Linked DNA regions of Homo sapiens: all the other regions are linked to region 3. A link is a contact called in ENCODE Hi-C or POLR2A ChIA-PET data. All regions are on one chromosome and are shown on one strand. The core of a region is the stretch at or near the end of the contact, and the rest is flanking DNA. Distances in the headings are between cores, read along the strand shown. Region 1 overlaps PLEKHA7 (pleckstrin homology domain containing A7). Region 2 overlaps PLEKHA7 (pleckstrin homology domain containing A7). Region 3 holds the start of PIK3C2A (phosphatidylinositol-4-phosphate 3-kinase catalytic subunit type 2 alpha).

Region 1 (3,343 bases), core at 429-2,928, 310 kb after region 3:
GAAGAATGAAGTTGCAGCGATCCTTTTCCAGTCTCTGAAGGAAGAGAACATGGCAAGAAGGACAAAAACTGAAAGGCCTGTTTGCTGTCTGACTGTGTGCTGCCCCAGGTGGCTGCTGAAACTAAATCAATTTGTGGAAGGCATGGAAGAGTTTTCTTAGTTTGATTATGTCTTTTGGAATTGAATGGGCAAATAGAATTTCTTTGAAAGATGTCTCTATTTCTGCCTGGAGGACTCTGTAATTTGGACGTTGTGAGAAGAGCCTATCTTTATTTTGAATTTGGAACCATTGACTCCCCTTTCTTTATGCTGTGAGTTATTTATATGCCAAGAAGCACAGTGGAGGCCTTTTCACCTTCTCATGACTTTAAGAAATACAGGAAAACAGCATTCTCTACAATCCATAATCCCTGAGTGTTGGCAACAAAAAAATGAAAGATATTCTAATGTAGGCGTCTGTGCAATGGTGATGGGTTATGGATGGTCAATGAGAACCTTGGCTGCCAGTCCTGGGAACTGATCTCAGCCTTCCCTGGGACCCTCTGGATGAGGGGATCCTCATTCACCTAACTGAGCAAACATCCCAAACATGCTCTGTTTGCCCATTTATTCATTCCATTCATTAATGTACTCATTGATTCCATTTGGTTCACTTCAGCTACTGATCACCTAATGTTATATGCCAGGCCGTGTGCATGGCTGTAATTATAGAGCTGTGACTAAGACCTTCCTTCCTTCCTGTTCAGTCAGGGTTCAGTAGCAGTAGTGAGAAGTTATTCTCGCTTTTCTAAACAGAAATGGATTTAATACAGTGAACTAGGTGTTTACATCATGATTGGAAGGGTGCAGGAGTAGGCTCTAGGCTGACCTTTGGCAATGATAACTAAAACAAGACTGTGAAAATGGCCCATAAGTAATTGTTTTCATTTTCCTTTTAATTCAACTCTTTTGAGCTCCCCTTGCCCTTTGCTCCCAACTTCTCTGTCCCAGATCTTAGGCTCTCTCCTTATGGGAAGAGCTGTTTCAAAGCATTTATGGATTGTAAAGTGTGAATAAGGGTGTTGTTAATAATAACTGTCACTTGCTGACTGTTTATTGTGTGCCCAGCTGTCTGCTAAGTCCTTTACCTGTGTTATTTCAATCCTCACATCTGTTGGGTAGTTAATATTATCTCTACATTGCAGAGAAGGAACCTGAAGCTAATAAAAGTTAAATGACTTGCCTAGGATAATTCAGCTAATAAGTAACATTTGAATTCAGGGAGTGTCTCTGTCCAGAGGTACTTGCAGTTTAAAAGACAAGCTGGGCCAAAGAAGATACACAAATGACCAATAAGCAAATGAAAAGATGCTCAGCATCATTAGCCATCAAGGAAATGCAAAACAAAACCGTAATGAAATACTACTTTACACACCCTAGGATGTTTATATTAAAAAGGACAGATACTTTAGAAGTGCTGGTGAGGGCGTAGAGAAGTGGGAACACTGATGCACTGCTGGTAGAAGTGTAAAATGGTGGAGCCACCTTGGAAGCCAGCTGCACGTTCTCAAAAGGTTAAACGTAAAGTTACCATATGAGTCATGAATTCCATTCCTAGGTATATACCCAAGAGAAGTGAAACCATGTCCACCTACACAAAAACTTGTACGCAATTCATAGCTACATGATTCATAATATCCTCAAAGTGAAAACCCAAAGTCCGTCAACTGATGGGTGGATAAATAAAATGTGGTGTGTCTATATAATGGAATATTATCTGGCCATAGGAAGGAATGAAGTACTGGTACATGCTACAACAAGAACGCAACAATGAACCTTGTAAACATTATGCTAAATGAAAGATGCCAGTCACAAAAGATGACCTAGTGTCTAAGCCTATTTATATGGAATGTCCAGAATAGGGAAATCCAGAGAGATAGAAAGTGGATTTATGGCTGCCTAGGGCTGGAGCTGGGGTGATCGCTAGAGAGTATGGGACTTCCATTTAGGGCAATGAAATGTTTTAAATTTGATTGGGGTGATGATCGTATAACTCTCAGTATACTAAAAGCCATTGCATTGTATACTTTATTTTTATTATATTTTGAGACAAGGTCTGGCTCTTCTGCCTAGGCCGGAGTGCACTGTGTGATTTCCACTCACTGCAACCTCCACCTCCTGGGTCAAACCATCCTCCCACCTCAGCCTCTTGAGTAGCTGAGACTATAGGCGTGCACCACCATACCCAGCTAATTTTTTTGTATTTTTTGTAGAGATGGGGTTTTGCTATGTTGTCCAGGCTGGGCTTGAACTCATGAGCTCAAGCTATCTTCCGGCCTTGGCCTCCCAAAATGCTGGGATTACAGGCGTGAGCCACCATGCCCAGCTACACTGTACACTTTAAGTGAATTGTTTGACATGTGAATTCTATCTCAATAAAGCTGTTCCTTCCCACCCCCGAAAAAAGAGAAAAGACATATTGGGAAGGATAATGCTTACCTAAATAAATGAGTTGCTAGTGGTGGAATTTAGAGGAGAAAGGATAAACCCCCATGCAGTTTTCTCAAACTTTTGGCTTATATTAGTTTGTCTTCACTATAGTAAAGTGAAAAAATGGATTTAATTTAGCACAAAATTAAATATTGAGCTCTCAGCCTATTGTCTGGCTGGTGAGCCTAGAGCTGATTTATTTTTTCTTCAGCTCTCTGCTTTCCTAGACAGCTTTTTTCCATTTTTCTCTAAGGAGTATATATTATTTTTTATAAGTAGGGAACCAAAAATGTTTCATAAAATATGTATCCCATTGGGTCATACAAAAAGAACATCATGGCTGGGTGCAGTGGCTCATGCCTGTAATCCCAGCACTTCGGGAGGTCGAGGCAGGCGGATCACCTGAGGTCAGGAGTTCGAGACCAGCCTGGCCAACATGGGGTGAAACCCTGTCTCTACTAAAAATAAAAAAATTAGCTGGCTGTGGTGGCGGGCGCCTATAATCCCAGCTACTAGGGAGGCTGAGCAGGAGAATCATTTGAACCTGGGAGGTGGAGGTTACAATGAGCTGAGATCGCGCCACTGCACTCCAGCCTGGGTGACAGTGAGACTCTGTCTCAAAAAAAAAAAAAAATAAAAAATCATGACTTCCACATGTTATGCCACTTGAGGTAGTTAGAGATTTTCTGTCCTAGAAAAAAGATTTTTTGGGGGAAAAAAGTGAGAGATCTCATGAGTGTTTGTCCATGAACTGAACTGATGTTGGAATTGAGCCATTCCTCAAAGCCTCCTCCCTTTCATCCTCTCATTTCTTTCTTGCCCTTTGAGTTTGTTCAAGGACCACCCAGTTGTTAATGATCACAATGTTGTATAC
Region 2 (3,055 bases), core at 38-2,537, 400 kb after region 3:
GAGAACAAGGAGCTTTCTCTCAAGGCCAGGACTGTCTAACTCACTTGACAGTCAGGTCACACAGAGCTTGAGTGACTGCTCTAAGTATGGTGGTAATTCCTCAGGATTCAAAATGCTCAAGCATAGCTGTATGGACCAAATGTGGCAGCCCAGCCCATCCTCCTGCAGCCTGTGGGGACAGACAGGGTTGTTCCCACCATGCCTATGGAGAGAGATCCAGCAGCCCCCAGCCTCCACCTGCCCTGCGCAGCACCATATCCCCGTTCCTCAGCCTCCCTGACAGCCAGTCAGCAGCTGCCTGCATAGTTCTTGTCACCCCTGACCCAGGGCCCAACAGTCCACTCAGACATACCTGTAGAGCATCCATAGTGCACCTGGGCCTATGGGAGAGGCCTGGCATGCCAGCAGCACAGGTGAGTATAAAACACAGGTATACCAGAGTGTTTAGTGCACGGGGCCAGAGGGAACTAAATGCACCTGAGCAAGAGCAGTGAGAAATAGCTGCCTTCTGGTTCCTGTTTGTATGTGACAGTGGAAACTCACAGTTGGTCCTGGAGTGATGCTTGGCCTCAGGTTTGTTTTATTTCAAGATCATAGAATTTGAGCTATGCGGGATTAAAGAGGGAGAAACTGAGCCACAGAATGGCACAGCAGAACTAAGAGTCCCTGAGTGTCGACTCCAACAGAAGCTTAATAACAATAGGGGGTTATAATGTGTGCCAGTCACTGCATTTTACTTCTATTAAGTTATTTTACCTCCAAAGTGGCCCTGTAAGGGAAGTGGTGGTATCATCTTTTAATGGACCGTGACTCCGAAAGGCTAATGAGTTTCCCAAGCCTACACAGCAGCTAGCGGGTGTCAGTATTTGGGTGCGGCTCTCACCCTAAAGCCCTTCATCACCTTGCCCCACATCCTCTCTTAAAATGGTGCTCTACCACTGTGTACCCAAAGGCCTTATGTTTTTGTGGAGCTGAGCTTGGATTGTTATGCCAAGAAATATATTTGATGGGATAGAGAGAGGCAAGTTACATCCTTGGTGTGTTTTACTACCTAAGAGCTGCACATGATTAGAACGTTATCTAGTTATTGGACTTTCTGGAAGTTGTCATTGTTTGTCATGGAAAACAACTGTGTTGATACCAGTATTCCCCTGGTCTTATAGCTGCTACCCCGGTTGCTAAGTTCCTCTCCAGGAACCAGCTGAACTGCACCAGCAGCCTGGAAGAGGCTTGGCTCACCAGCAGCCACATGCGAGAAACAAGCTGGGTTTTGTGCCAAGTGTGTGTCATCAGTCTGACATGGCTGCCAGAAAGGCTGGCACCCCCCGGCTTCCCTCAGAGGGGCAGGCCCAGATCAGGAGGCAGTAGGCCTGCTCTGCCCTGCTCAGACTCAGCTTGGGTTTAGGGTTCCAAGATGAGAGTCCCACTTCAAGATCCAGATGAAGGAAGGGCTGGAATCAGGGGAGAGGTATTGACGGCTTGCAGAACCACTGGGTGTGTTAGGTGGGATGCTTTTGTTTGTAAGTATCTAAAACCCAAAGCAACATGCTAAGTCGAAAAGGGAATATACTAATTCGTGTAGCCAGGGGCCCCATTCCCGGGGCTCAGCCACATTGTCACTCTTCTACTTTCCGTGTGTGTCAGACTTCTTCTTTCCTGTGGAACAAGGGCTGCCTCCACACGGGCAGGGAAGGTGGCTGCCTGCAAGCCCAGATTCACTTCTTCCCTACTCAGTATTCCATGCAGTGAGGAGTTCCCTAATGGGACACACTGGGTGGAGAAAGGAAGCACAACAGCAGCTGGTACAGCTACAGTGCGGAATGATTGAAGGAGTTAGGGGCGATTCAGGAGAGGCATAGAGACAGCCTGTAAAACTCTGGTATGTCTCCATGTGTTTTCTGTGGCCCTAAGGAGGAATTAAGACACGTGGATGGCAGCTACAAGTAGATAGGTTGCAGCTTAGTAGAAGAAAGACTTTTCTAAAAGGGCCACCTCAGGTGGTGGTGGACTTCCCGTCACTAGGGTACAACTGAGGCTCAATGAAACTGAGTGGGATGAATGGTTGGATTAGGAAAACCCCAAGGCTTATTGGTCCTTAGATTCTATGACATGCTGGACAAAATGTCCCTGAGTCAGGGGTCTCTCTGGACATGGTTGAATAGGCCTGTAGACCATTCTGGGCATGGAAATGGAGATAAGCACAGCCCCTCTGGGACCAGCTGCTTATGAGAGGTCCCCCCTGGTTCCTTGGAGGGGGGTGAGGTAAGGATATAAGCCTCTCTGGAGAGGAGTCTCCCTGCTTGGCATCTGATCTGCTGACCTCTCCCCTCCATGTGCCACGTTGACTTGGTGTCCCCCATGTCCCTGTTCGAGAGGCCAAGGACTTAAGGATCCAGAGCCCATCTTCCCCTGCCCCCCAATCAGCTGATGCTCAGCTTCCAGAATCAGGGGTGCTTGTGGGCCCACGTTGAGAAGCTTTACCTTCCTGAAGTGAGCGTTCCTGCTGGGGTGCCAAGTAATCATACAACGGGACACTCTGCTCTTGGGACCCACTTACATTAGTGTGCTTTTTTGGAAATGTTTACTTTGCTGGCATTTTACTTGATGGTGCCAGGGTGAAAAGGACTCACATTGATTAAGCATCTGTTCCTGCCTTGGCAGTATTTGGGCACTTGATGTTCATTTATCTCATTGAATCCTCTCAGCAACTTGAGCAATATGAATTATTATCCCTTTTTTATAACCAGGAACCCAGGTGTCAGAGAAATAAAGTAACTTCTGCAAAGTTACACTGCTGGGACATGTACGCAGCAACTGACTTCACACCTGCCTTCTTTCGTCCATGCATCACACGCTTTGCCCACTCTAAAGTCGTGTTCGTTGAATTGTATTCTTGGCATTGAAGTTCTGCTCTTCAGAACCCTATACCTTAGCTGAGTCAGAAGGGTGGGGTGTGGGGTTCACTGTTGTTGACACTTTAAGTTGTCTTTATGCTGCGGTGAAGCACAGCCAGGAAGATGAGGGTACCTGCTGTCACTCGTGGAGCCTTTGTAGA
Region 3 (3,078 bases), core at 46-2,545:
GGAAAGATAGGAGTTGGAAGGGGGGGGGGTGTACAACAGCCAGTAGCTACAGCCGTAAGAAATAATCACATTTGTTTCTAGAATTCCCCATAGAATAGAAACTCCATCCAATTTTACCATCCCTGCGGAGGTGCAGGCATGTTTATTACAGCGCTATGAGGGATTCATCCACTCCACATTCCCCATTGCCCTAGCCCCCTTTCGCCAACCCCCGTCCCTGCCAAATCAGGCCAATTTCTTTCTTTCCAGTTATTTGCTGAAAGTTCAACTTCTCTTAGAGCCTTCTAATTATGCGTATATCATATAGGCTGATAATTTTTAGTTTAGGCTGAGAAATGCAGCCTAAATCAGTCTGCCACATCAGATTGTGAACGTCTGGATGGTGTGGACCCCCTTCTCCTACTGCTTAAAAGACAATCTTGTTGTAAAACGCTATGGAATCGTTCCTCTCCCCTTAACATCTTTGTGCCCCAGAAGCCCCATCTGTAAATGGGGATAATTTTCCTATATCTTCCCATGGTTACGTAATTTTTAGATCTAACACGTGAGGACCAAACGCTTTACAAGCATAATCTCATTAAATTCTCAATAAGAATATATTATTATGGAGGTTGCATGTGAAAATACTTTGTAATGTAGAAAGAGCCGTCTGGCTGTGAGTTATTATCAGGGGGTTATCTTCCTTACCTGGCTGTTGTGAGGATGAAACGAGACGCCGACCTGAAAGCGTTTTACGTGCTATCAAGCATTTTACAGAAACCACGTGATAGGCTACTAATTACCCACCGTATACCACCTGACCCACCGTGAGGCCTCGGTAAATACTGGTTGGAGTGGACGAGTTTAAGTCTTGCCTGTTCCTTTCAGTCTTCCAATCACAAAGTAATCTCGGCGCCGCCAGGGGCCAAGACACAAATCTGGGAACCTCAGCCTAGATGGAGGAGGGTGCGGGGTCCCGGGAGAGGGGATGAGAACAATAGGGTACTTCAGTGCCCGGGCCCTGTTTAGCGGGTCTTCGGACTCAGGGCCCGAGGGGCGGCCAGCTGGGGTGTCCGGAGAGCTCCCCTCCCCAGGTCTGGGGTGTGCACGGAGAGGCGTCCAGAGCCTGCTCAGCATTCCTCGGGAGAGAGCCAGACCCTGGTCCCCCGGGCCCGTGCGCCCCAGCGCCCCAGCTCCCTTGCTCACGCCACCCCGGCAGCGTCCAAGCCCCGCCCGCCAGCTCAGGTAGGCCGTCCGCGCCAGCCAATTCGCAACAAGTCCGGGCGGGGAAGGCGGTGCTTCCCTGTCCGGAAGTGACGTGCTGCGCTTGGCTGGCTGTGGAGTCGGCCGAAGCTTTCGGCGGCGGCTGAGCCAGCTGAGGGGAAAAATGGCTCGGACTGTGGCGGCTTCGGCGGCTCAGGTTGTGGTAGAGGCGGAGGCTCAGGCAGCTTGAGGTGAGGAGCGGTCGGTGCGGCTGGGGACGATATTCGGGGTCCTGCTCTGCAAGGGTGGAGAGGGGCCCCGGGGTTCCCGGGCTGGAAGGGTCTCTTGTCGCGGCCCCCAGTGCCTTGGGTGCCCGCGTCTGACCCTCCATCCCGTGCTCTTGGCGTTGCCCAGCCCGACTCCCCCCTCCCTCCGGGCCTTGCTTCCACCCAGGCCGTGAGCAAGTGCTGCGCTGGAGGTGCGAGGAGCCCGCGTCCCCACCAGGCCCCTCTTCTCGGGAGCGGAGGTGCGCCAGGGAGTTAGTTTTGTCCCACAGAAGGAGGGCAGGCCCCCCGGCCGCCGGCCCCCCTCCCCCGCCTTGTCCCGCGGGACCGGGCTGGAGCCGCAGTGGCCGGTCCTATTTTCTTGGCAGATTGTTAGTTCTGGCGAGTGTGTGTGTTGTACTTCTCAGTGACGGCCCCTTCTTTCACCTCCTGTCCCATCTCTGGCTCTGGGGGCCAAGGATACTTTTTCTTCTTCCCGGACCCCCCACTCCCACCGCGTTGCCTTTAGCCGCGAATCCACTTGCTTTGGGAACACTATTCTTTCAGTGTGTATTTAGCGCATCATCCTTCTGAGAGAGCGGTCAGATTAAAAAATACTAGCTTAACTCTTCCTGAGTGACGGAGGAATCATAAATAATTGAAGAAAAAGGCACATACTTATTTTCCTCACTGAATTTCTGGCTTTAAAAACGACATTCTCTAGCTGTGGAATTATTTTTTGGGGGAGGAGGGATTGAGGAGGGAAATGAGGAAGGAGAAACTAAGGAAAAAAGTCTGGACATAACGTGGAAGAGAGAGCCTGTTGTAGTTCTTTTCCTATACTGGCCCGATAGAAATTGAGGTTATAATTATATTCTTATTTTGAACAGTGGGGGTTTGAATTAAGTGAAACGAAGGAGGCCTGCCTCTTTGAACAAGATTAGTTATTAAAGAATGTCCTGAAATCTTTCCTGGTGGGTTTCAGGCAGAAAAGCTCTGTTGGGAAAATTTTTAAATCTATTGTAGCATCAAAGGCCACAGCATATAAGAGATGCAAGAAGAAGAAAGCTGTTTGTAGGGGAACGGTGAAGACATAGTAGAAAGAGGGAAGGCTGCACAGAAGTCCAGGAACTAATTCCAGGAGAGACTTTGTACCTTTGCCTCCTTGGCTTGTGGTTCAAGTCTCCACAAGAGACTCCTTTAGCAGCTCTGCCATAGTTGGGGTTGGTGCTCTTTTTTTTTTTTTTAATTGACATGGGGTCTCACTGTGTCGCCCAGGCTGGTCTACCATGCCCAGCAGAATGGTGCTTTTTTTTTTTTTAAATTTGATCTAACCTTATCTGGACAGGATGGTGCTCTTATTCACAGCAGCAAATTAGACGAAAGGACCCTAGTTGAAGTATACAGATTTTATTTTTATATAAGATATTTGTTTAGTATCAAGACAGTGGTTACATACTGAAAAACAATGTAACTGGGAATAGAGAGATTTTATTTGTTAACTCAGATTTAGTTCAAAAGTGATTTTACGTAGGTAGAAAGCACATATGGAGTTTCTTCCATAAATTCCGTAATTTTGGCTGAATTAATACATTCTAAAGTAGGTTTTTTCTTATCAAAGTGTCTTGCTATT

The links. Hi-C counts contacts between places; a loop is a spot of excess contacts on that map. ChIA-PET counts read pairs that join two places held with the same protein, here RNA polymerase II (POLR2A). Pooled maps may share reads with other maps.
Region 1: a pooled map shows a loop between it and region 3 (6-fold over the local background). The contact joins the enhancer-like site here to the promoter of PIK3C2A in region 3. A Hi-C loop is called at or near these places in 9 of 37 single-sample maps with no recorded cell type and 9 of 50 pooled maps. POLR2A ChIA-PET finds 5 or more read pairs at or near these places in 3 of 52 experiments (HCT116, HEK293 and activated CD8-positive, alpha-beta memory T cell).
Region 2: a map with no recorded cell type shows a loop between it and region 3 (2.2-fold over the local background). The contact joins the enhancer-like site here to the promoter of PIK3C2A in region 3. A Hi-C loop is called at or near these places in 2 of 168 maps with a recorded cell type or tissue (ascending aorta and endothelial cell of umbilical vein), 1 of 37 single-sample maps with no recorded cell type and 7 of 50 pooled maps. POLR2A ChIA-PET finds 5 or more read pairs at or near these places in 1 of 52 experiments (activated naive CD4-positive, alpha-beta T cell).

Annotation. Positions count from the first base shown.
Region 1 is chr11:16,900,611-16,903,953 of GRCh38, reverse strand. All of the region lies in intron 3 of PLEKHA7 (pleckstrin homology domain containing A7), which reads left to right. Among named protein-coding and RNA genes, the nearest start is that of SNORD147, 24 kb to the left of the region's middle. Within about 2 kb of position 1,678, at least 7 of the 41 ENCODE cell types and tissues checked have a DNase peak (open chromatin) inside an H3K27ac peak, as active enhancers do.
Region 2 is chr11:16,808,668-16,811,722 of GRCh38, reverse strand. The region is part of intron 13 of PLEKHA7 (pleckstrin homology domain containing A7); the gene reads left to right. Among named protein-coding and RNA genes, the nearest start is that of C11orf58, 72 kb to the right of the region's middle. Within about 2 kb of position 1,287, at least 11 of the 41 ENCODE cell types and tissues checked have a DNase peak (open chromatin) inside an H3K27ac peak, as active enhancers do; they include ascending aorta, where a contact is called at or near this core.
Region 3 is chr11:17,206,203-17,209,280 of GRCh38, reverse strand. It overlaps PIK3C2A (phosphatidylinositol-4-phosphate 3-kinase catalytic subunit type 2 alpha), which reads left to right and starts at 1,295. Exons shown (of 33, transcript NM_002645.4): 1 at 1,295-1,433. RefSeq lists silencers at 1,147-1,226, 1,577-1,836 and enhancers at 1,367-1,476, 982-1,504, 1,505-2,028.